Linked DNA regions of Homo sapiens: all the other regions are linked to region 1. The links are chromatin loops, found by intact Hi-C in ENCODE. Cell type or tissue: PC-3. All regions are shown on one strand. Each heading gives the region's core, and the rest is flanking DNA. Links, peaks and the distances in the headings are about the cores only.

Region 1 (6,130 bases), core at 405-5,404:
TGCCAGGAAAGGACTTTCTTATCTGGTGTGTGAAGAGCTCTGAGACTTCCTCTTGACTCTCAGTGAATCAGCCACATGTATTTTTTCTATAACTCATAGAGTTGTACAGCTCAGCAAACTTGCAAACACATCAAGGTTTTTGGTTTTTGGTTGGAAGTTGTTGAGTGTTTTTGCCCATACACATTTTTTCTTCTGTATCCTGCCATCAGCACCTAAACACTTGATCTACAAGTAATACTAGTAGAGTCTAATGCAATAAAAGAGTCGGGGAGGGAAGGAAATTAAGAATGGAGGGAAGGTGAGAGAGAGATGTAGAGAGAGTTGTCAATCTGTGTAACTAAGTCAATGCAAATGATTGATGTAATGAATTATCTGCATCAACTTTAAACCTATTGTCTACCACATCCAACCACCACATTGCTTTGGCTACAGAGATCAGTTTAAAGAGCAGATGATTAAAAGAATTAACCACACTTTAGAGGTGAAGAAAGTTGATTTTAGGGAGTTGGTGTGGTTTATATATTACATTGAAGGAAACGAGGAAATCCACAGTAAGTCAACCTGAAACGGATTGAGTCATCAGAACTATGGTTTGCCACGGTGATTACAGTATTCCTAAGGTATCTGAAAACACTGAGGTCTATGATTTTTAAGCCACTTCATCATCATCCACTTAGAAAAGTGATGATATCAATCTGCATTGATGCAACTATTTAAGTGGGCAAGCTTAGTCAATATGGAAAAAAAACATAACGTGTGACATATAACTGAACAAAACCAAACAATAACCAAATTTTAGAAAAAAATTTAAATCCCTGGAAAAAAACAAAATAGGCTATCAGTTAATGTCATATTCCATACCTGAAGTTCCAGGGACGTAGAGGTGTCTCGAGAAACTGTTTATCTATAAACTTGAAACCTTTAAGATTGAACATAATCCCAAATTCATAACATCCTTGGTCAGGAAGTCTCCAGGGAAACACTTTCATTCAGAATCTGTCCTGGAAACTTTATACTCACTGTACCTTATGAAGTTTGAACCAAGTCTCAAGTCAATATGAAGTCAGAAAAGACAGCAGATCTAAGCTTCCTAACTGGTCCCCAAAATTGCCTCATGTTCTTTAAGTTCCACAGTTTAACTAAATGGTGATGGGATCTTCCTAGGTTTATGACTGAAATAAAAGTATTGTTGGAAAAGGCTGTGTGCTTAAAATCTCTGTTGGCTTCTGCAAATCCAAAGCCCACCCTGCACCCTGCTCTGAGCTGCGGAGACTTCCCCACTTGGCTGTATCCACAGGCTTCATCATCCTCTGTCCTCTGGCTTCAGATGAGCTCAGCCAATGAGGAACCTGGGTACAAGCTAGAGGGACATAGGCCTGCAGACGTAACTCCTCTGCTCTGGCCTTTACTGACTCTAGACTACTGCACTGCACAATCTCTTTTGGTTTTTCTCCCCCCTGCCCACAACTTTGTTAGTACTCCCTTTATTAATTTATCTTCAAATTATCCTGTTTAACAGTGTCATCTGTTCCCTACTCCTGACTCTTGGTACACTGTTTTTTTCCAAGAACAATTTGGACACTTAGACCTGTTCATTATATAGACCACTCCCTTTAGAAAAAGAAGGGATTCATATGAATTGTTTACATGCTCAAACATACCTGGCTTGGTCTAACAAGTTTAAATATGAGTTTAGAAGAATTTGGTCAACACTTGAAATTCTGTGCTTTTTCAGAGTCTAATGATTTGAGGGGAAAAAAAAAACTTTTTAACATTAAGTCTAATCTAAGCACATGGTTTAGTAGTACTTCCACGTGGAGGAAGCATTACTTAGTTGGCACCGGAGTATGTGTTCTTAAAATGCAAAACTGACTTATTTACCCATTTACATCAGTTAAGAATTCACTTTTTAAAAGTTATGTCCTTTAATTGGTGGTATTTCTTATAAAGTTTTTAAAAATTAATTACCTAAATTTTTTTCCACAGTGATGATGGGTTTGTCCTGACTTGTTCATGGCCTCTTGCTTGGGTTTCCTTGTAAACAGGGGCAAAATGTGTAAGACGTCTTATGGGGCTTAGCACTGTAGCTAAGACATAAATAGGCTTTTTAAAGATTGTTTCCTCTGTACAAAATTCAGTGACTCAAATAGGAGGCAAATTTGTGAGCTTGTCGCCTTTACCACCATATTCAGGTCAAACAGGGTAAACTATGGAGCCCAATGCACCAGTGAGTGAGCCAACACTCACCGAGTGGTAATAATAATAGAATTGGTAGTAATTACCATTAACGGAATACCCTGTATGTACCACATGTTGTGCGTCTAAATTAGCCCTCACAACTACTCTGTAAAGTGCTATGGAAAGCACCACGGACACTGTGAACTTCTGTGTTCCATTCTCAGATGATGAGTCAATAGGAGCAATGAATTCCTCTGATTGTGTCTGGGGTAGGATGAAGAGTTAATACAGGACCTAAGTTAACCCAATCAATGAAGCGAAGGATTTATATTCCAGACTGGAAGGTTGGAAATTTCTTTCTGTCTTCAGCTAGACAGAACTAGAAAGCATTCATCTCTATTGTCACTGGCAACCACCTTATAATTACAAAGGGAAGCAGCTGGAGATGACATCTATATCTGGCAAAGGAAGACGTGGAAATATCCTGTGTCACCAATGACATTTGAGCCACTGATTGTTCTGCACCAGAAACCCACGCTATTTCTGGGTTTCCAATTAATTACATGAGATAATAAACTTACCCGTTGCTTAAGCCCATTTGAAACTGGGTTTTCTGAGACTAGGCTTCTTAACACAGATAGCATTCCAAATGATGCAGATATTACTATCTCCATTTCACAGAGGAGAAAATTGATGCCTAGAGATCCTAAGTCTCTTCCTCAGTGTTACACAGCTAACAAATTGCACGTGCACAGTAAGAGTCCAGGTCCTGCGCTTTGTCCTCAATCACATTTCCTCTCCAAATTAAGTACTAAAGCCCCTTACTTTCACAGCATGTGAACAGAATGCTTAATGGCCTCTTGTATGGGTAAAAATGCACTTGAAAAAGTGGAAGAGTTTTGTCATTCTATAGCTATTTCTCTGTTAAAAGCAAATGGTAAGAGTTAAACAATAAATCCATGAGTCAAAGACTGATGCTATTAAATATATCAGCCATGATTTTAGAGTCTAAAAATACACCAAACACCAGACTATAAAATGTTCTTGACGTCAATAGACGACTCAGCAGTCAGTTGAGGTCACTTTACAACCTTTCCACAACTGCTTCACAGAGAAACCTATGCTTTTCTCAGGACCATAAAAATACTGGACCGCACAGGCAGTCAGCCGTTAACTACACAATACACTAAATTCTTGTAAACTATGGGTTATGAGACTATCCACGGACAATTCATATAATCTCATGACCTGAACATAAAGTACATCCTGTAAAGAGAGCATCACTTGTCTTTTTAAATCTGCATTACCTGTTTTTAATGCATTTAAGTTTGAACCTATGCTACTGAAAAAAATCTTCAGAGCTAACAGTTTCTGCCATTTGGTAAAAATTCAATGAAATCCATTCAATTGTTTTAATAGCTAATTAGCTGTGTCCCATTACTGTTTATCTCAGGCTCTAAAACATTGTCTGAAGGCATTTTCACAGCTTCATGTCACTAGGCATCTTTTCATCTGGAGTTTAACGGCAGCAACTACAAAAGAAGAATCGATCCCCTCTCTCCTCTCCCAGTGAGCACTTGCCTCTGAGGCTATTCCCTCTCTATACTTACATTTAAAATAAATAGATTCCTATGCAAAAAGTGGTTCGTTCAATGGGGAAGGAAAACCAGGCCCCAGTGTTTGTACTTAACTGGCCCATTAAAACCTTAAACTTAGATTTGAATCTAAGTTCATGTGCCATATCAACATAACTTCTGGCACACCTGATGCAGCTCATGGATCTGATAGCTCATAAATTCTCCCCCCACTGAAGTTATGTCCAAAGGCCAAATACAGAAAGACATTTTATTTGTGTGTGAACAGATTATGGCTTTATAAAGCACCAGCTTTGGAGCAGAGCCGTAATTTATGGCATTCAGACAGTACAAACAAGGATAAAGAAATACTATTATTTTCACCATGGAGCATTGAGTAGAAAAGAAATATAAATGTTAACCCATCTGGCATCACTGCATTGCAATATATCTGTTTTATGTTCTGTGTGAGATGAGATTTTTTTAATGCTTTTAAGATATCAAAATAAATTGCACAGACTTGTGATACCTTGGGGGTTCTACCTGGTGGCTGATATGATGGGGTGAACTACACACACAATAAAAGGGTTTATAAAGTTTAGAAATTGCCTAATCCAATATATTGGGAAGAATCAGATAAATGATGCAGGCCAAGAGAAGTTAGGTGTATGAATGCCAGCCCACATAATACAAGGACATTATTCTTGGGTCTAGGTAGACAAAATGTATTAGACTATTTGTAACTTCCATTGTGTTACAGAGATGTGGCCTCTGAATTCCAGAGCAGCTGACCTGTAGTCCCCAAGTCAAAGTAAGCTCTGTCTGAACGAATTCTCTTGAAAAGATTGGTCCTGAGCTTACAGGCCTCTGTTTGTGTGTACATCTAAAAATAACCTGGAGAATTATACTGCTAATAGGAAGGAAGATGCCACACATTTTCTTCTGTTTTTGGCCTTTGCCTGCTTTTCTATAAGATAGCTTGATTTTTATATCAATTCATCATGTCTATTTTATGTTTTGTAGATATTTTTGCCAGTCCATCATTTGTCTTAACTTTGCTTATGGTATCATTTGCTCAATCAGAACTTAAAAAAAAAGCAAAATTTTAATCTAGTCAAGTTTATCCATCTTTATTTATAGTTAAGAATGTCTTCCTCACACATGGTGAAACAAACTTTCTCTGAAATTTCTTTGAATATTTTCACTATGTTTTTTCATTTATGTCTTTAATCAATCTCAGATGGTTTTTTGCATGAGCTGACATAAATAAATTTTCAAAAACATGAAAAGATGCCCCTTGCATCACATCTGACAGGAAAATATAGCAATATGACATACCACTACTTTCAAATCAGAGTGGCAAAAATTGTACAGTAATCTTTGATGGGTAGTGTGTATATAAAAAGGATTCCTGCATACTGTCACTTGGCCTGTGATTTGCTATAGCCTTTTTGAAATGTAATCTGATGACACATTTCATTTGATAATCTAATACTTAAAAATAAAAAAGCACTGATGTATAATATTTAAAAAAGAAGTTCAGTGCATCTCTGTTTATTAACAGTAAAAATCGGCCAGGCACAGTGGCTCATGCCTGTAATCCCAGCACTTTGGGAGACCAAGGTGGGTGGATCGCCCACAGTCAGGAGTTCAAGACCAGCCTGGCCAACATGGCAAAACCCTCATCTCTACTGAAAATACAAAAATTAGTCGGGCTTCGTTGTGCTTACCTGTAATCCCAGCTACTTGAGAGGCTAAGGCAGGAGAATCGCTTGAACTCAGGAGGCAGAGGTTGCAGTGAGCCGAGATTGCACCATTGCACTCCAGCCTGGGTGACAGCAAGACCCCATCACAAAAAAAAAAAAAAAAAACAGTAAAAATTATCCATATGTCTGTCATTAGAAAGACTCCTGCACAGCCAGTTTATTTGGAAGGTGACTCCAAGAGGGGATCATGGGACCAGGGAGAATGAGGCGGGGAAGATTGAAAAGCCCAATTAAAAATGGAAGTTGATCACTCCTGAAAGCAACAGCACTTGATTCTGCCTCCTGAATAACTTACAGAATTGCCCACTGGCGGTCAGGAGGTGGGAGCACAGCCATTAGAGAGAAACTCTAGAGAAAAAAAGCAAAACAACTCAAGACACATACTTGAGTCAAGATGCTGTCAGCACAAGCTGATTCTACATTCACGTGGAACTGTCCCCTTCAAGTGTGGCTGACATCAGAGGTGGCCCAACTGGACATGTCATGAGGCTCCTGGTAGGTGAACGTTTGAATAAATTATGGTATATCAGTCATATAGAAAATTATGCAGCCACTTAAAAATGAGTGAGATACACATATATTGACCTAGAAAGATGTAATAATATATTAGCA
Region 2 (6,130 bases), core at 371-5,370, 130 kb before region 1:
CATACATTTTCTCTAAATCTGTGTTGTAAAAGATGATAAAAAGAGGAGGAAAGCGAAACATAAGAGGCCAAACATAGCAGTACATTTTTTTAAGTATCCCTCTCATGTAGACCAAGTACATGGCCGAGTAGAAACAATAAAACAGGGTAAACCTGAATATAGTTTATATTCCATTATCATTCCATTCAGCACACACTTTATGTGCCATCTGTAGACTTGTATAATTGATTGCCACAGGACATAACTATTTTAAAAGACAATTAATTTGATTACCAGCAATGAAGTTTTTATCTATGCAAACTAGGAAAAGACAGTCTGATGAAGAAAGTAATCAAGTTTCCAAAATCAAAATGCAAGATGCACCATTCAGGAGGGTGGAGAGAGGAATTCATCATTTGGGAAAGGCTGGACTGAGAAATACTGCATTTCAGGAATTTCTGGTTTCTACTTCATCCACCAAATGGTAATTCTGCTTCTAGAAACCAGATCTTGGACTACGCTGAATATAAACCTCCACTATATGCATAACCTACTGTTAAAGATTTCATCTACTGATTAAGCCAAGGGAAAAGAAGAGAACATTGCTATTGCTGAGCACCTATCATGCACCAGGTAGTTTGCTAGGTATGTTTTATCTATCCTCTATTTTAATCCTCCCAACCAATTCGATAAGGCTGGTTAAGATGATCACACCTAGATCACACAGCTGGTAAGAGATTGGGGAAGGCTGAATAATAAACCCACTCAAGATATCCATATCATAATCCCTAGAACCTGTTAATGTTACCTTACATGGCAAAAGGAACTTTGTAGATGTGATTAAAATCAGGATTCAAAGATGGCAAGATTACCCTAGTAATCCAGGTGGCCCATAAATGTGATCATGTTATCCTCATGAAGGGGAAATTTTACTACAGAAGAGAAGGCGATACGACCATGGAAGCAGAGGTTGGGGTGATGTAGCCAGGAGCCAAGGGATGTCAGCAACCTTTAGAAGTAGGTGAGTCAAGGAATGGATTCTCCCCTGAAGCCACCAGGAGGAACAAACCCTGCTGACACCTTATTGCCCCTTAAAATGTATTTTGGACTTCTGATCTCCAGAAATAGAGGAAAATAAGTTTGTGTTGCTTTAAGTCACTCAGTTTGTGGTAATTGGTTACAGCAGCAATAGAAATGAATGCTGACAAGAATCCAGAATTCTAACCCAGGTTTACTCAAACCTGAAGTCTGATTTATTTTCAACTGCTTAACACTGCCTGTGGTTTGATTAAAAACCCTGGAATTGGGTACAAAAAGATTCATACCTTGTCCCAATTTGAATATTCCTGAGATTTAGAACTGAATATTAGATTAGTTCACTGAATTGTTGGTCCGATTAAATCATTACAATCATCTCACTTACTAAGAGTGATAGTTATAAACCATTGACTCAAAAGAATCAAAGAAATTCACCATTTAAATGTAGCTAAATTAAAGTCAGTTATTTTGACTCAGATAATGCCATAAAACTTTGGAACTTTGGGCTAAAATATACAGATATTGAACCAAAAGTGTTTTGATGCTTTTCACCTATATTCAGACAGCCATTAATTTTATACACCTAAGCTTATTCTCATCAAGAATCTTACAGACTTGCATATTGACTTTTCTCTGCTAACACACTCATAACAATGTAGAAATCTAAAAACCTGGATTCTGGAGATAGAAGAAGAATGGTTACCATAGGCTGGGAAGGAGTGTAGGAAGGTATGGGGGAGATGGGGATGATTTAATGAGTATAAAAAATAGAAAGAATGAATAATACCTAGTATTTGATAGCATAACAGAGTGACTATAGTCATTAATAATTTAATTGTACATCTTAAAGTAACTAAAAGAGTATAACTAGATTGTTTGTGATACAAAGGATAAAATACTTGACTCATTTTACATGATGTCATTATTACTCATTGCATGCCTGTATCAAAACATCTTATGTATCCCATAAATGTATACACCTACCACAAAAATTACAATTAAATTTTTTTAGAAACTTGGATTCTGTCATCATTGACTTTTCTATCAATTAGCTATTCAATTTTTATCATCACCCATCAATATCTCCAGGCCTCAGTCTCCTCATCTGTAAAATAGGGGAGTGGGCAGAAGCCTGCCAAGCAGATCATCTCTAAGGTTCCTTCCAGCTGTAAGATGGGATGATAGCAGAATTCTCACAGCAAAATTCCTAAGTGGATTTCAAATGTGCTTGTTAATGCAAAGTGCCACTAGAGGTCAGATTAAGTTTGGTAATTCTATCTGATCAGACATGGAGCTGGAGCAAAAGCAAAAGCTATCCTTAGGTTGATACCTTGCTTAGCAGGCCTGCACCTTCCCCCTTCTGAGCTGATGAATGTTGATCCCAGTGTTAGAATAAAATAGGAAAATCTCTGAAACCCGAAATTACATTCATTAATCTGTAATTTGTAATTGGCTGCTACCAGAATGCTTATCTTTCTTTGCTTGCCTGAATGTCGTTAATTAAATGTGTCACCTGAAGCTCTGGTACTTCGTGTTTGCTCATGTTACTGTGTTAATCAATCAGTCGCACAAAATTGGAAGCTGCTGAGAGAGACTGAAAACGTTACCTGCAAACTCTTTGTGCATCTGGGTGTAACTGTATTAAGAACATGTGATTATGTGCGGGGCATCTGACTCACAATACATATTCAAAGCGAAGTATAAAGGAATTAATGAAAAACAGAAAGAAGGAGAGGGGGCACACATTGTCCTCAGGTACGTGCCTTGTCAAAGCTACTGATCAGGACCAGTGTTAGGCACAACTGTGAAACCTGTAGAATTAGATATTTGTAGCTGCCGTTTTCTGTGTAGTTTCCCACCTTCCTTCAGCTCCCCGGCTTTCTCAGCATCCATTTCAAACTCTGCTCTCAAGAGACATCCAAATAATTCAAATGCAGTAAGATATAAAAAACTAATGATGTGATTTTGCTCTCACTTGCATTTTGTCTGAGAACAATGCCTATTAAAGGGTGGAATTCTAGAAGCAGAATTGTAATCATCTGGAAAGCTACTAATGTGGGAACAGAACATTTGCAAAATCATCCCACAGAGCCGACACCATAGGCCAACGGCAAAGGTTAGCCTTGCCTCCCACTAATACACACAGTACGAATTGCTAGTTATTCCCTTTTTTAAAAAACAAGTATTTATTGAGCATTCATTGTACATGAGGTTCCCAAATGCATAGGGTTGCTTCATGAGGACCCAGTGATTTCTCCCTGCATGACATACTAGGAAGCAGTGGAAGCCTCGGCATTATTTCTGTGGCAAGGCCCTGGGGAACAGGGATCCTCCTCCCCTTCCACTATCTCCCCTATATAAAATTAAATGTTTGTGGTAGCGGGCAGGAGTGAGCAATTCTGAGAGCGGTACCAAAAGGATGGATGTTCTGGCCTGACCACCCAGCAGGTGGCCTCAGATTATCCAGATAGTTCTGTGGTATGAGAACAAGGCAATATCTCCTAGTGGCTGTCACTCAAGAAGACCAGATGCCAATCTCAAAACCTCAGGGACCTCTTAATTTCTAAGGTGCTGATGCACTAATATTTGGGTTCACAGACCTGACAATTCTGCCTCCAGCTTCTTCTATATGAGATCACCCATCATGGCTATAGCCTATGTCTATCTTAAAACAGCTGCCACAAATCCTCAATTCCCTTTGATAAGTATATTCTCAGTAAACAGAAATAACACTTTGTATTTACCTAGTACTTGGTACTTTACCGAGTGATACAGAAAATCCTTTCATCTACTCTGTAAAGTTAAATACTATCATCCTATACATTGGCTCATATTTCATACATTTTTAGAGTTGGTAGATCATCTGCTCCACCCTCACCTCCACACTTAACCATCTTGCATTGTCCGATGCAATGTCTGACACTTCCCAAGCAAACCCCTTCCTTTCACAGCACTCAACACCGCCTTTCACAAGCACAACTATTTTATAGATGATGAAACTGAAATCCAAATACATTAGGTGACTCTCCCTAAAGCAGAACATATACAAGTGGAGGATCACAGTCTCAGACTAGTTAAGCAGTTTTCAATTTTCATCGCATTAAACCTCTCATCAGCATTCAACACCTTACTGCTTTCTTGAGCCATGTCTCTGAGTTTCAGTAGCACTACACCCTCATTTTTCCATGATCCCTTCTTCTCATTCTCCTCAGGAACATTAGGTTGGTCAGGCTTAGTCCTGAGCAACTCTTCTTTTCTTACTCTGTGGTCTCTCTTTCATTTGTCTCCTTTATTCTCCAAGTTTTAAATATTATCTATGGAAAACGGCTGAATAGGAACAGCTCTGGTCTGCAGATACCAGCGGGACCAACGCAGAAACTGGGTGATTTCTGCATTTCCAACTGAGGCACCCGGTTTATCTCATTGGGACTGGTTAGACAGTGGGTACAGCACACGGAGGTTGAGCAAAAGCAGGGTGGGGCGTTGCCCCACCCAGGAAGTGCAAGGGGCCCGGGGCCTCCCTCCCCAGCCAAGGGAAGCTGTGAGGGACTGTGCTAACCGGCCCAGATACTACACTTTTCCCACGGTTTTTGCAACCAACAGACCAGGAGATTCCCTCGGGTGACTACACCACCAGGGCCCTGGGTTTCAAGCACAAAAGTGGGCAGCTGTTCAGGCAGACACCAAGCTAGCTGCAGGAGTCTTTTTTTTGTACCCCAGTGTTGCCTGGAACTCCAGCGAGACAGAACCGTTCACCCCTTTGGAAAGGGGGCTGAAGCCAGGGAGCAAAGTGGTCTTGCTCGGTAGGTCCCACTCCCATGGAGCCCAGCAAGCTAAGAATCACTGGCTTGAAATTCTCACTGCCAGCACAGCAGTGTGAAGTTGACCTGGGGTGATCCAGCTTGGTCAGGGGCGAGGCATTCACCATTACTGAGGCTTGAGTAGGTGGTTTTCCCCTCACAGTGTTAAGGAAGCCAGGAAGTTCGGACTGGGGGGAGCTCACCTCAGCACAACAAAGTGGCTTGGGCCAGACTGCCTCTCTAGATGCCTCCTCACTGGGCAGAGCATCGCTGAAAGAAAGGCAGCAGCCCCAGTCAGGGGCTTATAGACAAAACTCCCATCTCCCTGGGACAGAGCACCTGGGGGAAGGGTGGCTGTGGGCGCAGCTTCAGCAGACTTAAATGTTCCTACTTGCCATCTCTGAAGACAGCAGCAGATCTCCCAGCACAGCCCTCAAGCTCTGCTAAGGGATAGACTGCCTCCTCAAGTGGGTTACTGACCCCTATGCTTCCTGACTGGGAGACACCTTCCAGCAGGAGTGGACAGACACCTCATACAGGAGAGCTCTGGCTGGCATCAGGCAGGTCCTCCTCTGTGATGAAGCTTCCAGAGGAAGGAGCAGGCAGCAATCTTTGCAGTTTTGCAGCCTCTGCTGGTGATACCCAGGCAAACAGAGTCTGGAGTGGACCTCCAGCAAACTCCAGCAGACCTGCAAAAGAGGGGCCTGATTGTTAAAGGAAAAACTAACAAAGAGAAAGCAATAACATTGACATCAACAAAAAAGATGCCCACACAAAAACCTCATCAAAAGGTCATCAGCATCAAAGATTAAAGGTAGATAAATCCACAAAGATGACGAAAAAACAGAACAAAAATGCTGAAGATTCCAAAAATCAGAATGCCTCTTCTCCTCCAAATGATAACAACTCTTCTCCAGCAAGGGCACAAAGCTGGATGGAGAATTAGTTTGACAAATTGACAGAAGTAGGCTTCAGTAGGTGGGTAATAGCAAACTCCTCTGAGCTAAAAGAGCATGTTCTAACCCAAAGCAAGGAAGCGAAGAACCTTGATAAAAGGTTACGGAAACTGCTAACTAGAATCACAAGTTTAGAGAGGAATATAAACGACCTGATGGAGCTGAAAAACACAGCACAAGAACTTGTGAAGCACACACAAGTAGCAGTAGCCGAATCAATCAAATGGAAGAAAGGATATCAGAGATTGAAGATCAACTTACTGCAATAAGGCATGAAGACAAGATTAGAGAAGAAAGAATAAAATGGAATGAAAAAACTCTCCAAGAAATAGGGGACTATGTGAAAAGACCAAACCT
Region 3 (6,130 bases), core at 521-5,520, 84 kb before region 1:
GAGAAAAACTCTAAACTCTAAATATGAGCTTTATTTATTACATTCAGTGACAAAGCTTCCCAACTAATCTGGAAACTCTTTGAAACGGCCCAGTGATGTATGGATAGACACACCCATTTGTGGTAGAGGTCAAGGATATGTTCTAACCACCAAATGGGAAGTCTAGGCATTTTTGTTTCTTTTTCTATTTTTACATATGCGTTGTTTGAATTCACACCATCAACTTGAGAATACATTTTCAAGAACAATATTTTAAAAAAGCAACGACTTGTAGTATATTTTGAATTTTGAATAATATATAGCTACCAGCTTTCAATTATAAATCAATGGAAATTTTATATTTCTCATTTATTTAACACCAGAGAGAAAAGCACTTCCACATGATTAGATAAAAACCCAGTTTTTGTGCTATCAGCATAAAATGACCTTCATGTTTTTCTCCCTTTTTCAGTTCTTCTGTTATATAAAGGAAAGATTTCAACAGAAACTTATGAAAGAAGACAGATCAAAAAAAATCCCTTATTTGGAAGTTAATGTGTGATGCCAGTTCTGAGCGACTACAATGGCTTTTAAAATAACTTGCATAAGCCCAGAAGTCTATGTAACAACTTTATGAAATGATCCGGGGTAAGATAAAAGAAGCATTCAATCAAAATCTAAGAATAAAGCCAAGGTTAAATTAAGCTGTGTTTACCAGAAGTTATGAATTAATGACAAAGGTATACAATTTTATATTTAAAAGTATATATATTACTTTAAATATTTTCTTTTAAAAAAGCTTTGTTACATTGTTTGTGTTTAAATAAAGAAACTTTTTATGAAAAGAATTTAAAAGTAAGAAAATACATTAATATCAGTTTACTGAAGATTATGCCTAGTTCCAGAATGTAGTCAAGGTACCTCATCACTATCCAATAGGAGCCTAACTAGTTAAATTAAAAAGTGATTTAACCTCCTTAAAATAGGCTCTGCAAATAGAAATGCTAAACAATAATTTCAAATAACACAGCCCCTTTTAGTATTTTTAACTAGTAGTCAGAGCTGGCTAAGAAAAAGGCATACTCAGCTAACACCTGCAGCATTGGATGAGAAAATTCTATCTCATCTCAATGCTGAGGTGGACAGGTATTTGTGGAAAGTCACTGGTGAGCAGTGTAGCTCTTCACAAACATGGGCTTTTGTCTTCTTCATACTCACATATTGACTCATGGATTTTCATGTTTTTCACTCTCTTTCTCACAGTTTTACCTCTTCTCCATTCAGTCCAAACCAGCCTCTACGAATCAGCCCACCATAGTCTAGGTACCAGCCTCAGTTCTACTTACACTGTTGCTGAGACAGAGCCTAAGAGGGAACTCAGTTGGCAATGGTTGCCAAGCCAACTCCAGCAGCTACTCGGGCAAGAATTAATAGTGAAGTCTAAGCCCATGAAACCCAGGTGGGCAAAAGGTCAGGTGCAATCCTACATGATAGAAGAAGAGAGCTAAGTTTGAAGAGTTGGGGGGTAGATTTCAATATGGCCAGAGATAAGATCCAATCCTAGCAACAGTCTACTACATTTAGAGGGATGGTGACTGGGGAAAGGGTAAAAAGCAACTGGCATCCTCAAGGACTACCATCAGACTTTATTTATTATTACAAACGAATGCCTCCAGTCATGATGGACCAATGCAGGCATCAGGTTATCTGAAGTGATGCCAAAGTGTTCTTATGCTATTGCCCACATTCTATTCTTCTAAGTAGGATATATCCATAAATAACCTCTTCTGAAGAGTTATAGAACTGTCACATTGAGAAAAATACCTGGAGGTCATAATAAGAAAGATATAATTGAATCTTTGTCTTTTGTGAGTAAACATCCTGATATGGTGAACTGGAAATGATTAATGCTTTTCTTCTTTCCTTGCCAAAAGACAGCCATTTGCTTAATTGAATAGAAATAGAAAAGCCTTTTTTCCATAAATGGAATGGAACTCAACTGGCTTTCATAGGCAGAAAAAAATGAAGCTCTCATTAGATTATTTATGGAAGTAATCCAGCTTTGGAATAATAACACTCTCCTAGTGGTTTTCCATGGAACTATGGCAATAGGTAGTTACATGCAAATCAAAGCTGGTTCAAGTGAATCCTCTGAAACAGGACTCCATAGATACCACAGAAATATGAGGATGTAACAAAAGGTGAATATATACAAGTAAAAACAAGGTGACATAAAACAAAGCAATGGAAAGGTTTTGATGGGAGAAGTAGATGCAAAAAGAAGATTTCTCATTTATTTTTTGGTAGAATATGGAAACCCTAAGTCTGACTATTCTGTTATGAAGCTAGTAGCCTCTGTGCTGTCTTTCAGCCCTGCCTGCTTCCCTTTGTGGTCGTGTTTTGTTTTTACATCCATGAGAATCTAATTCAAATAGACTTCTTGCACGCAACCCTTGTTTATTTAGATTATTTTAAAATCTCTGTCAAAGGAATGAGTAATTGAATTAATGTGTAACGTGAATACTATTTACCCTTTTTCCACCTTCTGCCTTCTGTCAGCTTAATGTCCTCCCATTCATTTTTTGCTTTCCAGAAGTTGAGGGAAATACCAATCATATGTGGGGAATTCTATTTTGGTACATAATAAGGGAATTTTCTTGATTGTTCATGTTCTGTGCACTCTAGGTTTTTTGGTGCTTTTTGTATCTTCCATAATCATTGAAAACTCCCCCAAAAAGCATAGGTTATTTTACTGTTACATTTATTAATAAAATCCAACAAACTTTTCTTTATAAATCCATTTTTTTTCTATCTTGTGTGAGTCTGGAAGCCACAATAATGTCAATATTGTCTTAACATTAAATCTTAGTCAAAGAGGACCGTGGCTCATTTTTTATGTATGCATATTTGATATGGCTTTGTTGTTTTGGTAAACAATTCAAACAGTACAGAAAAATACAAAAGGAACATAATTGTCACCTGAAGTTCAGCCCTCAGATGTTTCCAATGTTAGCATTTCTCTGAACATATGCCCCAATGTATCTCCGTGCCTACAGACACATATGGAAATGAATATACAATTTTATATTAAGGGGATCTTTCTATTCAGACTGTTTGAAGCATGGTTTTTTCACTCGACCATATCTTGGACATGTGATTCCATGCTTATAAAATCAGAACTCCAGCCAGGCGCAGTGGCTCACATTGTAATCCTAGCACTTTGGGAGGCTGAGGTGGGCGAATCACGAGGTCAAGAGATCGAGGCCATCCTTGCCAACATGGTGAAATCCCATCTCTACTAAAGATACAAAAATTAGCTGGGCATCGTGGCAGGCACCTGTAGTCCCAGCTACTTGGGAGACTGAGGCAGGAGAATCACTTGAACCTGGAAGGTGGAGGTTGCAGTGAGCCGAGATCACGCCGCTGCACTCCAGCCTGGGCGACAGAGTGAGACTCCGTCTCTAAAATTATAATATAATATAATATAATATAATATAATATAATATAATATAATATAATATAATCCTCGCAGCTTGCAAGGCTGAGTGTAATCTGGCCGTGTCCACTTTTCATATAGCATTGGCGACTTCTCCCACCTTAGTCATCTCACTGGCCTCCTTGTCATTCCTCAAGCAAACAAAGCTTATTCCTACCTGATGGCCTTTATATTTCTGCTTCCTTCCTCCTGGAATGCTTTTCTTTCCATTTTTTCTTTGAGAGACCACCTCATGCTTGACGTTTAGATCCCAGCTGAAATGTCCTCTATTCAGAGATCTCCCACGATGACTTTATCTGAAGGGGCTACTCAGTCCCTCTACATTTAATTACCCTGAGTTATTTTCATAATAATGTTATCTCTGTCTGAAGTTATTTGATTAAGTTGTCAAATGACTGGGACATTTTTAATTGAATCATCTTAACAATAAGGAGGTTAATAAACAAACCAACTGTACTTCAAGCAAATCAAGACATTATCAGAAGCCAAGACTCAAAGAACAATGGGCATGACTTTAGAATAACTTAGGGATCCTTGACTTACATCTACAAACATAAAAGAACAACTGGAATGTCATCTAGAGCATACCAAGAATTCTCACAGTTATTGTTTATAAGTTAAAGAGTTTAAACCATCCTGGTATAGATTTCTTTATTATAATATTTATAAACTGCAAGACAGTTGTCAAAATCTAAATTTTAGGTTACATAAGCTTCCAATAAGTAAAATTATCTTTATGTTGTAAGGAAGATTAGAAGTTTAGCTTCAATGATGAGGTCCCTAAGACATAAAAATGGTAATAAAATATCTTTTCTCAAAATCTACTCATTAATAAACAATCTGGCAATGGAGTCTATAGCCAGATTTTCTGTGAGTAATTGTAAGTATAAATCATACTATCATTTGAGAAAAACATGCATCTCATCTCTAAGAGGAAAATTTTTAGAAACATTGAGAAAGAGTGACCTGGTTCAATTAACATGAATACCATGGACATTTGAAGAAAAAGGAGACTAATGATTCTAAAAATCATTTAATAAAGAGCACTTTATTTGATTTAAAATAAAAATAAAAACCACTATTTTGAGGGCTGTTTTGGTTATTTCTTAGTAATAAATTCACAGGGCTCTAGGACTCTCAGAAGCATCCTGAAAAATGTGAACACAGGCACTAAACATATACATTAAAGATTAATTAGTAGAAAACAATTCCTGTAGAATTCAGAACAAAGTGCTTATAGTTCATTTAAGTAAAAAAAAAAATGTTATTTTCCAATTTAAAGGATACTTGGAAATTAAGCATTTCTTTCTTCCCACTGAACTATATATTTTAAGACAATTTGGGATCTTCAGTTGGCCATGAATGTCTATTGAGTATGGATGTGTTTCCTCTACCCAGAACTTGAACTCATTAAGGGAGGGAAGCATTGTTAATTTCATAATTGTACAGAAAATTCCACTGTAGAAATGCCTGCTGTAACTGAAGCATTGCGTCAAGCATTCTGAAGTTGTCAAATGAAATTAAATGATGAGAATAATTTTGGAGATGGTTGTTTTGTACTTTTGGGGTGAATCAATTTTTCTGTCCTTTTATTAAGTATGTTACAAGTCTACAATGTTCTTCCCATTACTCCCCAAATACAATAATCAAAATCTCCCATTCTACTTGCACAACATTCATATCCAGTCTTTTTAGGGCTCCTTCTCCAGGTGTTTTTAAGGTTTTCAATGATTGCATGTACATGTTCCACAACTCTGTGTAGGTTGTTGGATATCCATTGTCAATTCAGGCAGCTGCTCCACAGATCTCTGCTGCTGCAGCTCTCCAAAGTCCAGGCCACAGTGTCCAGTAATACTTTACTGAAGACTGGGGCATTATAAAGGGAAATGGGGAGTCAGAGACAGAAAGCTTAAAATGGAATTAATTATTTCTCCTCCTAAAGACAATTGGTCATATCTCTTCACTGGAAGTCTCTCAACTGATCTCCATCCTCCTTAATGTTGATGCTTACTGCCAACACGTTACTTCCCATAGACAGAAGCATCCTAAAGGGACCATTACCTTTCATTGCTCCCCCTACTTAATCAACATGAAATCATAAAATGTGTAGGGATGCCACTCTGCCCACAAGAGTCAAGAGTTCCTATAATAGAACAGTTGAATTTTTCTTTATTCCTAACTTTTGCAATATAGAATGGCATTTTGGATTTACCTATGGATAACTGGAAGGGGACATTAGAGTTTTGCCCAAAAGAAAAATACAATCTTGACCCAAAGATAAATTATGGCTCTACCCTTAGAGCAACAGAGAAAACTACTAAGAGCTTTAAAATCATAATCTGGTAGTTTGAATGAATAAATTAGATCTACAATATAAAAAGATCTGGAAAATATTAAAATGTTGCAAAATAATATAGCATAAAATAATTTCTGTAAATGTATTTTATATAAAGATACATATGGACAGTAAGTGTACAGAAACATGAGCAGGGAGGCTCTTCACCAATCTTAAAATATTGGTTGTCCGTGGGGAAGCAGACAGAATGAGCTATGAAAAATAATACAAATGAGACTTCAATTCTATAAGATTTTATTTTCAAAAATAAAATGAAAAAAATGGCAAAATATTTACATATTATAAATCCAGGTGGTAGA
Region 4 (6,130 bases), core at 651-5,650, 280 kb after region 1:
AAGCCAAGGCAGGCGGATCACTTGAGGTCAGGAGTTTCAGACCAGGCTGGCCAACATACAAAACCACATCTTTACTAAAAATACAAAAATTAGCCAGGCATGGTGGCATTGTGCCTGCAATGGTAGCTACTTGGGAAGCTGAGGCAGAAGAATTGCTTGAACCCAGGAGGCAGAAGTTTTAATGAGCCGAGATCACACTACTGCACTCCAGCCTGGGCGACAGAGCGAGACACCTTCTCAAAAAAAAAAAAAAAAAAAAAAAATTAACTACTGCAGGCAAACCAAAGCATCAAGACATCATTGGCCATACCTCCTAAACATGGTTAAGGGGCAGTAGGGAAAATGCTAGATGAAGAGTCACGGGACCTACTCTAAGTCTGACTCCACATTTCCAACTCTTGAGACTTCAGAAATCATTTAAATTTTCATCTTATTCCCTAACTATACCCTCAGAGTCTAACAAAGAAGGACTCAAAACGATGACACAATAAGTGAAATCTCTGGACTTTGGTCACATCATCTATAAAATGGGTCAACTACTAGTTATTTTGAAGGGTTATTGTGAAAATTCAATACTGTAATAGTGTGAATAGTAAAGCGCATGCTAGGGTCCTGGAAACATCCTATATGTTCTAAATGTTCAATAACTTGATCTAGATGGTAGTTATTTTATTAGTTTTCTATTGCTGTGTAACACATCACCACAAACTTAGTAGCTTAAAAACAAGAGACATTTATTAACCCACAGACCTGCAGGTCAGGAGTTTGGGACATCGCATAACTCTGTTCTCTCCTCAGAGTCTCACAAGTTGAATCAGGCTATTATCAGGGCTGTGTTCTCTGGAGAAAAGCCTTCAAAAAGGTCATTCAAGGCCGGGCGCGTGGCTCACGCATGTAATCCCAGCACTTTGGGAGGGCAAGGTGGGTAGATCGCTTGAGCTCAGGAGTTCGAGACCAGCCTGGCCAACACAGTGAAAACCCCGTCTCTACTAAAAACAGAAAAATTAGCCAGGTGTGGCTGTAATCCCAGGTACTTGGGAGGCTGAGGCACGAGAATCGCTTGAACACAGGAGGCAGAGGTTTGCAGTGAGCCAGGATCGCACCACTGCACTCCAGCCTGGGCAACAGAGCAAGACTCTGTCTCAAAAACAAACAAACAAAAAAAAACAACAAAAAAAGTTCATTCAAGTTGCTGCCAGAATTCAGTTACTTGTGGTTGTAAGACTGAGTTTCCCATTTCCTTGATGGTTATCAGCCAGGAGATGCTCTCCAGCTACTAGAAGTTGCCTATATTCCTAGCCATGTGGCCCCCTTCATCTTTAAAACCAACAACAAAGAATCTCCCTCACATGGAATCCTTCTTACACTTTGAATTTCTTCAGGAAGAACATGGCCCCTGTTAAGGGCTTATCTGATCTAAGGTCAGGTCTACCTAGGATAATGCCACTCTCTTAAAGTCAACTTTGTCATATAACATAATCAAATCATAGGAATTATATACCATCATATTTACATGTCGCTGCCACAACTCAAGGGGAAGGAGATTATGTAAGAGCATAGATCACTGGAAGTCATCTTAGTATTCAACCTGCCATAGCTACAAAGATACACACAAATGTAAAACTTCATTGTTCTTATCTATACTGTTGCTATTAGATCAAGTCTTATTCTAAACTCTCAGTAAGTTCCCCCAAAAAATATAACCTCAAGTTGTTGATGAGGTCAGAATCTGTCAAGGTCCCTGAGCCACTCAGCTGTGATAATCTGGGGACTACATTACAGGTACTAATGAAAACTCAGCAGTAATTCTGGCACTGGGAAAACCTGACATAAACCAGATGCTTGCTCTTAAAAAGGTAGTCAGCTAGAACTAAAAACTGTTTTTCCTTGCTTTTGACTGGAATTATGCCCACAAGTAGCAGTAGCACTGCCAATCTCAGGCAATCTAAATATGAATCTTAACAATAGTTTTACCTTGTAAGAATATTAATTAGCTAATACATAAATACAATTTCACAGGGAAAAAACTTCAAAATATAGGATTCATAAGTGAAATAAAAGTAGAAATACTGTAAACCCCTTCTAAGGCTAAGGCAAAGAAAATACAAGACAAGCCTCAAATATCTTGTGGTGCCAGAAACTAAGGAAGTGCTCAAAACAAACAAAAGGATGACAGCACACAGGATGACAAAAGGGCACAAAGAAGCCAAACTGAAAGTGTTCCCCAACTGCCAAAACTGGAACAATTTGAGCAAAAATAAAAGCAAATAAAATAATGATTGAATTGGATTGGATTATAATTTTTTTTCCTTCATTCCAAGGAATGAAATTTTCATGAGTCTACACTGATATAAATACTTAAAATGAAGAAGGGACAACTCTTCTTTGCAAAAGAATTCCAACTAATAAATGTTGAAAGAATGAGAGACATTAAAAGTCACAATTAGAATTCCACAGAAATCATTGCCACAGGCAAGATCTGATGAACCTTGATGAATGCTAAAATTAGTTGGTGAAAGTTTAAGCAGAAACAGAATGTTTGCATAGAATGAAGCAAAAGAAGGAAAAAAAATTATGAGCCCTTGATTTAGGGTCTTTGAATGCCCCCTGCTGGTCCACAGAGTGAAATTCAATGAAGTTCTGCCAAGCTGGGTTCCTTCCATAGTCCATAAATCAATTGCCCTTCTCTTTTCTTTCCAGTTATATACCTGTTACAACAAGATGGTTTTCCTATTCAAAACCAGGATATTCTGCTCCTACTAATTCATAGTTACTTTCTTCCTCTAAAAATATATCAAAAGGCTCACTAATTACCAAATCTATCTTCCCTCTAACCAGAAGAGTACATCATAAACCCACAGCCACTTCCTGGCTAATCCTCAAGACTTGTCAGGTACAGGTAAACTTTCCAAAGTTCCTCCCACTGACCATCCCTGGGACACCTAGGGACATCACAATAAGGGCAAGCCAGTCGAGTCTGTGAGAAGAAGGACAGATCCAGTAGTGGGAGACAGGGCCTCCTGAAGATGTCGGACATGGAGAGTGTTTAGAGCGCAGTACTACTGAAGGACACCTTGTCTACTGACATCTTGACCTCAGGGTTGAGGCCCAAACAGATAAAAGATAAATGTCTCATATATATATATATATATATATATATATATATATATATCCTCTAAAATTAGTAATTCATTTGGTTCAAGTAAATCAAAAACAGCTCTTCATCAGGAAAAGACTGGGAATTCTTGTGGCATATGATACTAGAGACAAGAGATATAAACTGGCAGTGCCCTGGCTGCATATGGGCCAAACAGATTTTATTTAGCCCATACAATATTTTCAAAGTCTTGAATTGGATGTCAATGTTCTAAAATATGGAGATATCACAGTTAAAAAATCAAAGTTTCTGGTTTCTCTTGGAAAAACAAATCTACGGAGCTGGGCATACAGGGTTTGTTTCTACATGGTAACAAAGCAGCAGAAACTGAAAAGAGGCTGCCCCTTGAGATGGTCCTTGCTCTTCAGTTCCTTCCCCACCACTCATACAAGGCTTGTGGCTAATATCCACTCTGCTTGATCCACAGGTATTAAATATCAAGCCCCTGCAGCAAAAGGGTTTGCCAACATCTGCAGAGTGCAGTACTATTAGTTAATATACTTTTAAAAGCTAGAAGGACCTTGCCCGCCATCTGCATAAGCCTCACTAGTAACATTCATCCCTTCTTTCTAAAAATCACGATAGCTAATTATATCTATTCTGCAAAATTTACATTTACTGCTCTGAATTTTGTTCTTTTACTATTAATATTCTACACCAATAAATCAGAGTCACCCGAAAAGTTTGTTAAAACTTTCTTGCTCAGCCCCACCAGCCAGGGTTTCTGTTTCAGTCATCTGAGATAGGACCTGAGAATTTGCAATTCTATCAGGTTGCCTGGTAATGCTGATGCCACTGATCCACAGACCACACTTTGAGAAGAGCTGCTATTCTCCAACCCAATGTTATTTTAAACATTTCCATGATAATTTTACCCATATCTCTAGAGCAGCAATGTCCAACACAACTTTTTGTGATGATTTAAACATTTCCATGATAATTTTACCCATATCTCTAGAGCAGCAATGTCCAACACAACTTTTTGAGATGATGGATAAATTCTACATAAAATGCTGTCTACATATAGTTATTGGGCATGTGTGATTAAATAACTAGATTTTGAATTTTATTTAATCTTAATTGATTTAAATTTGAATCACTACAAGTGACTAGTTGCTATCATATTGGACAAGGTTGTTCAAAAGACTCTTGAGGAGCCAAACAGAAGAGGGCTGGCAAGAGAAGAAAACTTTTACATGAGCTTAAATAGCAAAACTCGGCCGTGCACATGTCTGTAATCCCAGCACTTTGGGAGGCCAAGGTGGGAGGATTGCTTGAGCTCAAGAATTCAAGACCATCCTGGGCAACATGGCAAAAATTTGTCTCTGCAAAAAAAAAATGCAAAAATCAGCCAGGTGTGGTGGTGTGTGCCTGTAGTCCCAGCTACTCGGGAGGCTGAGATGGGAGGATCAATTGAGCCTAGGAGATCAAGGCTGCAGTGAGTAAAGATTGCGCCACTGCACTCCAGCCTAGGTAACAGAGCAAGACCCTGTCTCAAAAAAATAAAAATAAAATAACAATAAATAGCAAAACTCAGAATTATGCACATAAGATCTGATTTTTTTAATCAAACAGTACTTTTAATATTTTCAATTGTGCCCAGAAGTAACTATGGCATATAAGTTTTTGCAACATAAATGAAACGACAGAGCCTCAACCCAGTTAGTAAGAAAAACAACAAATCATCAAGCTTATTCTTTTTTTTACCTTTTATTCTCCTGGGAATCACAGTTACCCAATCAGGTCCACTGGAGTTGACTGGCATTTTGATATTGACACCACTTTAAGAGGAATAAAAAAGCACAAGCTCAGGTTCAGGAACATTTATTTTCAGATATATGTCTTTATTGGCAAATGATAAAATGACTAATTTCACGGAGCCTTATTATGATGAAATATACTTATGAATGTTAACCAACACAAAATAATAAACTGGGTCTCTTGTAGTAAGCAGGTTTTATGTACATAAAAACTGAAAAGAAATTAAATTGATTCTTAAATTTCACTCCACTGTATACTGCTAAGAGTGCAAACTCCAAAATGACCAATTCTGGTTTGAATTATGTACTCCCCTTGGACTCAGAGAATGGCTCACACTGACAAGAATGTCTATTTTGTCATTACTTAGTTTTCAGGCTGCAAGTATACGCTGCATTAAGTCATGTATCAGATTCCTCAGGCCTTTTCCAGATCTGACAGGAGTCCTAGTGGGGACACTTGCCCCCCAGATACTTACTCATGCAGTACTTTGCTCATCATTACCAGGACTCTTTAGTGTCTGTTCCCCTTACTAAAACATGTACTACTCAAGGGAGGCAGCAGGGGAAAAAAATAAAATAAAATAAAACATATACTACTCGAAGATAAGGGTGGTGCCTCATTCATCTTTGTATCCTAGCACAGGCCCTGGTCTAGAGTCCACACTCAGTAAATATTTTTGGAGGGCTGCATTAAAACATGGGGGAGGGTGGAGGTAAGGAGAAAAGCACTCGAAATCCGGGGCAACTATTCCAGAAACTGAGTCACAATAAAACTAGGTCTCTTGTACTTAGACCAAAAACAAAAACATAAAATGTTAACTTCTCAAATTCTTGATATGGGAATGTGCAGTCATTTTTTATTATTTCATCAATTTCAGAAAAAACTGTTTATTCAACAAATAATTCTTAAGCTTCTTAAGCCAGGTACTGTCCTAGAATCCAGGGCTACTACAGTAAGCAAAACACACAGCATCTCCTTCTTCATGGAGCTGACATGGAGACAGACAAAAAACAAGTAATGAAGGAAGTGTACAGGCCTGGCCACATTACAGCATAATCAAATTTCATAGCTTAAATAAAGTGATTTTTAAGAGAGCACATATAAACTACTTTCATGAGTTTAGACTTTTATGGTAAGAAAAAAATATACAATTTACTTGTCTATAGTTATAATAATTATATAATTATTATTGTACAATAATAATTTTCTTAC
Region 5 (6,130 bases), core at 640-5,639, 160 kb after region 1:
TCAGAGCACATTTTAAAACAAATAGTCCGTGCCAAGGGAAAGAAGTCTTGAAGGGCTATTTGGTTTGCTTTTCAGAAGTAAATGAATAGAATAGAATTAGGCTGGAGCAAGTCTTTCCAGTTAAATGGGTGGCTGATACGTTCAGCCACAGAAAGAGGAAATCTAACTGTGAAGGATGAACCCATCTGTGGGGGGCAATAATCTTCCTCCAAGTGAAGAGCCTAGAGACACTTTGCTCTTTAAAACAATTTATCTGCTAAGTCTGGCATCTAGTTTACAAAGATCCTAAGCCAAGCTCAAGTCCAAGTGAGAGCAGTGGTGACTCTGTACGCATTTCTATGCCCATCAAATTTATTGAAATTTGCAGATATATATGGCTGTGACTACATGGAGAAACGGTGATAGTCAGTAAAGTCTCAATTGCCTGTGTGTAGGCATTATTATTTTGGTTATCTAACTGCATAACAAGCCGCCTGAAGCATAGTGGCATAAAACAATAAACATACTATTATGTTCCTTCATTCTAGTGGTCAGGAATTTTAACAGGACAGAGATAATTTGTCTCTGCCCAGTGACCTCTGGGGTCTCAGCTATGATGACTCTGAAGGCTGTGAAGTGACTCAAAGGGTATGTCTGGAATAGCAGGGACAGAAGAATGCACTCTCAATATTCACTTTTCTTACTCACACAGCTGGCACTTGGCCTGGGGTGGGTGAAGGGCAACTTCAGCTGAGGCTGTCACTCAGAGTGCCTACATGTGGCCTCAACAGCAGTCTCAGGGTAATCAGCTGTCTTCCATGATGGTTCCAGGTGCCAAGAACAAGCTTTCCAGTGAACAAGAAATATGCTTCATGGCCTCTTGTGACCCAGTGTCAGAGGTCACCTAGTGTTACTTCTACTGCACCCAACTGGTCCAAGCAATTACCAGCCCACTCAGATTCAAGCGGAGGAGAAATAGACCCCACCTCCTAATAGGAGAAATGGCAAATAATAAAAAGTAGGCCAGGCGCAGTGGCTCACACCTGTATTCCCAGCACTCTGGGAGGCCGAGGTGGTTAGATCACTTGAAGTTGGGAGATTGAGATCAGCCTGAGCAGCATGGTGAAACCCCGTCTCTACTAAAAATACAAAAAATTAGCCAGGTGTGGTGGTGCACACCTGTAGTCCCAGCTACTTGGGAGGCTGAGGCACGAAAATCACTTGAACCCAGGAGGCAGAGGCTGCAGTAAGCCGAGATCATGCCACTGCATTCCAGCCTGGGCAACAGAGCAAGACTCTGTCTCAAAAAAACTAAATAAACAAACACATTAACATTATATAATAGAGACACATAACAAAGCTGAAAATTATTTAATTAAAAAACTAATACAACTTTTACCAATCTATGGTAAAATGGATTTAAAAAAAGAAAAGTATAAATAAAATCAGGAATTCAAAAAGAAAAAACATTTGAAAACTTAGATAATACATTAAAATGTCTTGAAAAATATCACTTAACACAAATCCCTTCGAGTAAAACATGTTAATAGTTTTCTAACCATTAAAGATACTGGGTCTGCAGTCTAACCACTTGTATTGGCTTCTATGACATTTTCCACTCAAATAGTGCATATTTGGTTATTGAAGGCATATACTCGATTTTTTAAATATAATTACAATTTAACAGAAATTATTCCAATCTATAGAAAACAGAAAAAATACTCAATTCTGTTTCCGAGCTTTGTATAACCTTTATTTTAAAAACTGACAAAAGCAGTACAAAGAAGGAAAATAATAGGCCAGTTTCAATCATGAACATAGATGCTAAAAATTAAACATAGTATAAGCTAAACAAGTCACCCCAACTATTCTCTAATGTACTGAAATGTTCTAATTTCTTGACCCACTGGGTAGGTCATTGTTCCCACTGAGTGGGTACATTGAGTTTTGTAAACCATTATCTTTTAAGCTGAACAAACATATATTTGTTCAAATATATTTTGTGCACCCTTCCATTTATAGGATATATTTCATAATTTTGTTTTTTTGAGACGGAATCTCACTCTGTCGCCCAGGCTGGAGTGCAGTGGCACGATCTCGGCTCACTGCAACCTCTGCCTCCCGGGTTCAAGCAATTCTCTGTCTCAGCCTCCTGAGTAGCTGGGGTTACAGGCAACCACCACCATGCCAAACTAATTTTTGTATTTTTAGTAGAGACGGGGTTTCACCATGTTGGCCAGGCTGGTCTTGAACTCCTGACCTTGTGATCCACTCACCGCGGCCTCCCAAAGTGCTGGGATTACAGGCGTGAGCCACCACGCCCAGCCATATTTCATAATTAAAAAAAAAAAACACTATTCTCTAGAAACACCTGACACATTCATTCACTCTCATTAAACTTATTTGATGTCCATTGACCCTCTCAGAAGTCTGCACTTGGTGCTACACAAAGTGTGATTCAACACCTAGTAGCAGCAGCAGCAGCAACATCACATAGCAACTTGTTAAAAATGAATATTCTGGGCCCCACCACAGACCTACTAAATCCGAATTTCTGGACATCCAACTCAGGAATATGTGTTTCAACAAGCCCACCAGGTTATTTGAAGATTCACTCAAACTTGAGAAACACTGCTCTACATAACAGTGACAAGCAATAGAGGAGTTACAAGCAAGAGCCTGGGACTCGAGCCCAAGAGAACTTGAGCCAGAGGCAACTTTGCGTTCAAAATCACACCACGGCCTTACCTGCAGCACACATTGCACCATGTTGGGTTTTCCTTCTTTGAAGGACCAGCCTCGCCTTGACCAATCTTATTTCACAGTAAGGATGATAATTTTTCAATGACTCATACCTGAACATCTGTGTTAATTATATGGCTATTGTTCTTCAATTATATTACAAGATTTCTTCTCCACAATGGTCACTGTGGAAGCCACCCAGAATAAACTCGCTGCTGTATCTCTGAGTGAACAGGAAATGTGTTCATTCCAAATTATCCAGGAACAAGAACTCTCTTTAATTCACTGACTAATCAACCGTTTGTGGGAATACTCAAACATCCTCCTCCTTCCTGCCACCTCTCTTTTGTCATTTTCACTCCTCCCCAGAACCCTTGTAAATAAAGGAGAAACAATAGACAGTTACTTTCAAATAGGTTCCTCCGGATACCTGCAAATGACTGTGTGGGACTAGAGACCAGAACAGTTGGTCAGAACAAGACATCTTTTAATCATTGATTAAAATGCTCATTTTATAGATAGCTAAATTAAGCCTTAAGAAAGCTGAATAGTCATCAGTGATAGAATTAAAATAAAACATTTCTTTTTATTTTTATCAGATGTATACTTTCACATAATTTGAAAAGACATATCTTTTTTTTTTTTTTTTTTTTTTTTGAGACGGAGTCTCGCTCTGTCACCCAGGCTGGAGTGCAGTGGCATTATCTCCGCTCACTGCAAGCTCCGCCTTCCCGGGTTCACGCTATTCTCCTGCCTCAGCCTCCCGAGTAGCTGGGACTACAGGTGCCGGCAACCACGCCTGGCTAATTTTTTGTATTTTTAGTAGAGACGGGGTTTCACCGTGCTAGCCAGGATGTTCTCAATCTCCTGACCTCGTGATCCGCCCGCCTCCGCCTTCCAAAGTGCTGGGATTACAAGCGTGAGCCACCAAGCCCGGCCCGACATGTCATTTTTTTAAATATGAAAAACAGTAGCCCCCGATCTAGAGGAAACAATTTTCCACTCCTTCAGAGGATTCTTTGGAATTTATCACTATATCTCTAAATAATATGAGCATATTGTATTTCTTGATGTCTCGGTTTTAGTGATTGTCTACTGATTTTCTAGGAGGGAAGGTAAAGCTTTAGCTTTCTTTAACCCTCCCCTCACCCCACAGTAAACACATTCTTTCCGTTACTACCACCACCCCCCTCATTCACTTAATAGAGTTGCATTGAAATTTCAGCTAGATCAACATTCACTGTTTACATTATCATGACTATGTAAATGTCATTCACAGCTGAGACATGTAGTCAACTACAATTAATTCCATTTCCTGCACAAGCTTTTATTGACTGGGAATGGGAGAAAGAAGGACCCAGGTGAGAAGGAACTGCTGTTTGCTTGTTTTTTCTTATTTGCTCATAAGATGAGTAGTATATTTACTTATCATCAATTCAATTCCAAACTCTGTCACATATCTAAAACTCCCATAAACATTGTGAAACACAGTGTCAGATAGTCTGTTAACTTCATCTTCTTAAGAAAATATTTGGCTGGCAAGATGGCTGAATAGGAACAGCTCTGGTCTGTAGCTCCCAGCAAGATCAACACAGAAGGCAGATGATTTCTGCATTTCCAACTGAGGTACACAGCTCATCTCATTGGGACTGGTTAAAGAGTGGGTGCAGCCCACAGAGAGTGAGCTGAAGCAGGGTGGGGCATCACCTCACCCAGGAAGCACAAGGGGTCAGGGAACTCCCTCCCCTAGCCAAGGGAAGCCATGAGGGACTGCACCATGAGGAACAGTACCTTCTGGCCCAGATACTATGCTTTTCCCATAGTCTTCACAACCCGCAGACCAGGAGATTCCCTCAGGTGCCTACACCACCAGGGCCCTGGGTTTCAAGCACAAAACTGGGCAGCTGTTTGGGCAGACACCAAGCTAGCTGCAGTTTTTTTCATACCCCGGTGGTGCTTGGAATGCCAGCGAGACAGAACCATTCGCTCCCCTGGAAAGGGGTCTGAAGTCAGGAAGCCAGGCGGTCTAGCTCAGGGATCCCACCCCAATGGAGACCAGCAAGCTAAGATCCACTGGCTTGAAATTGTTACTGCCAGCACAGCAGTCTGAAGTCAACTTGGGACACTTGAGCTTGGTGTGGGGAGTGGTGTCCACCATTACTGAGGCTTCAGTAGGTAGTTTTCCCTTCACAGTGTACATGAAGACTCCAGGAAGTTCAAACTGGGCGGAGCCCACCACAGCTCAGCAAAGCTGCTGTATCCAGTCTGCCTCTCTAGATTCCTCCTCTCTGGGCAGGGCATCTCTGAAAGAAAGGCAGCAGCCCCAGTCAGGGACTTATAGATAAAACTCCCATCTCCCTGGGACAGAGCACCTGGGGGAAGGGACAGCTGTGGGTACAGCTTTAGCAGACTTAAACATTCCTGCCTGCTGACTCTGAAGAGAGCAGGGGATCTCCCAGCACAGTGCTCAAGCTCTGCTAAGGGACAGACAGCCTCCTCAAGTGGGTCCCTAACCCCCATGCCTACTGACTGGGAGATACCTCCCAGCAGGAGTCGACAGACACCTCATACCGGAGAGCTCTGGCTGGCATCTGGCGGGTGCCCCTCTGGGATGAAGCTTCCAGGGGAAGGAACAGGCAGCAATCTTTCCTGTTCTGCAGCCTCCACTGGTGATACCCAAACAGGGTCTGGAGTGGACCTCGAGCAAACTCCAGCAGACCTGCAGCAGAGGGGCCTGACTGTTAGAAGGAAAACTAACAAACAGAAAGAAATAGCATCAACATCAACAAAAAGGACATCCACACAGAAACCCTATCCGAAGGTCACCAACATCAAGACCAAAGGTAGATAAATCCACAAACATAAGGAAAAACCAGCACAAAAAAGCTGAAAATTCCAAAAACCAGAACACCTCTTCTCCTCCAAAGGATCACAACTCCTCATCAGCAATGGAACAAAACTGGACAGAGAATAAGTTTGATGAATTGACAGAAGTAGGCTTCAGAAGATGGGAAGTAACAAACTCCTCTGAGCTAAAGAAGCATGTTCTAACCCAAAGCAAGGAAGCTAAAAACCTTGAAAAGAGTTAGATGAATTGCTAACTAGAATAACCAGTTTAGAGAAGGACATAAATGACCTGATGGAGCTGAAAAACACAGCACAAGAACTTCATGAAGCATACACAAGTATGAATAGCCAAATCGATGGAGCAGAAGAAAGGATATCAGAGATTGAAGATCAACTTAATGAAATAAAGTGTAAAGACAAGATAGAGAAAAAAGAATGAAAAGGAACAAACAAAGCCTCCAAGAAATATGGGACTATGTGAAAAGACCAAACCTACGTTTGATTGGTGTACCTGAAAGTGACAGAGAGAATGGAACCAAGTTGGAAAACACTCTTCAGGATA

What was found. A loop is a pair of places that touch in the nucleus more often than their neighbours do. Peaks named below come from ENCODE experiments on the same cell type or tissue, not always from the same donor. Only the 100,000 strongest peaks of a DNase experiment are listed, where the experiment ranks them.
Region 2: it touches region 1 in a loop (7-fold over the local background); 3 of 110 quality-filtered maps call a loop at or near these places.
Region 3: it touches region 1 in a loop (7-fold over the local background); 5 of 110 quality-filtered maps call a loop at or near these places.
Region 4: it touches region 1 in a loop (3-fold over the local background); 6 of 110 quality-filtered maps call a loop at or near these places.
Region 5: it touches region 1 in a loop (9-fold over the local background); 3 of 110 quality-filtered maps call a loop at or near these places.

What each region holds. Positions count from the first base shown.
Region 1 is chr3:102,087,231-102,093,360 of GRCh38, reverse strand. No RefSeq gene overlaps it. Among named protein-coding and RNA genes, the nearest start is that of RDUR, 150 kb to the right of the region's middle. In PC-3, for the core only: no CTCF peak of the experiment used is centred there; a DNase peak (open chromatin) is centred at 3,280; H3K27ac peaks cover 4,894 bases.
Region 2 is chr3:102,221,737-102,227,866 of GRCh38, reverse strand. No RefSeq gene overlaps it. Among named protein-coding and RNA genes, the nearest start is that of ZPLD1, 210 kb to the left of the region's middle. In PC-3, for the core only: CTCF peaks have their summits at 2,257 (motif pointing right), 3,261 and 3,461 (motif pointing right); DNase peaks (open chromatin) are centred at 2,266 and 3,476; H3K27ac peaks cover 3,632 bases.
Region 3 is chr3:102,170,876-102,177,005 of GRCh38, reverse strand. No RefSeq gene overlaps it. Among named protein-coding and RNA genes, the nearest start is that of RDUR, 230 kb to the right of the region's middle. In PC-3, for the core only: no CTCF peak of the experiment used is centred there; a DNase peak (open chromatin) is centred at 2,505; H3K4me3 peaks cover 291 bases; H3K27ac peaks cover 3,882 bases.
Region 4 is chr3:101,805,861-101,811,990 of GRCh38, reverse strand. It overlaps NXPE3 (neurexophilin and PC-esterase domain family member 3), which reads right to left. Exons shown (of 8, transcript NM_145037.4): 6 at 4,865-4,938. Among named protein-coding and RNA genes, the nearest start is that of NXPE3, 30 kb to the right of the region's middle. In PC-3, for the core only: a CTCF peak has its summit at 2,600 (motif pointing left); DNase peaks (open chromatin) are centred at 2,170 and 2,600; H3K27ac peaks cover 1,387 bases.
Region 5 is chr3:101,923,624-101,929,753 of GRCh38, reverse strand. No RefSeq gene overlaps it. Among named protein-coding and RNA genes, the nearest start is that of RDUR, 14 kb to the left of the region's middle. In PC-3, for the core only: no CTCF peak of the experiment used is centred there; DNase peaks (open chromatin) are centred at 653 and 3,043; H3K4me3 peaks cover 1,145 bases; H3K27ac peaks cover 4,673 bases.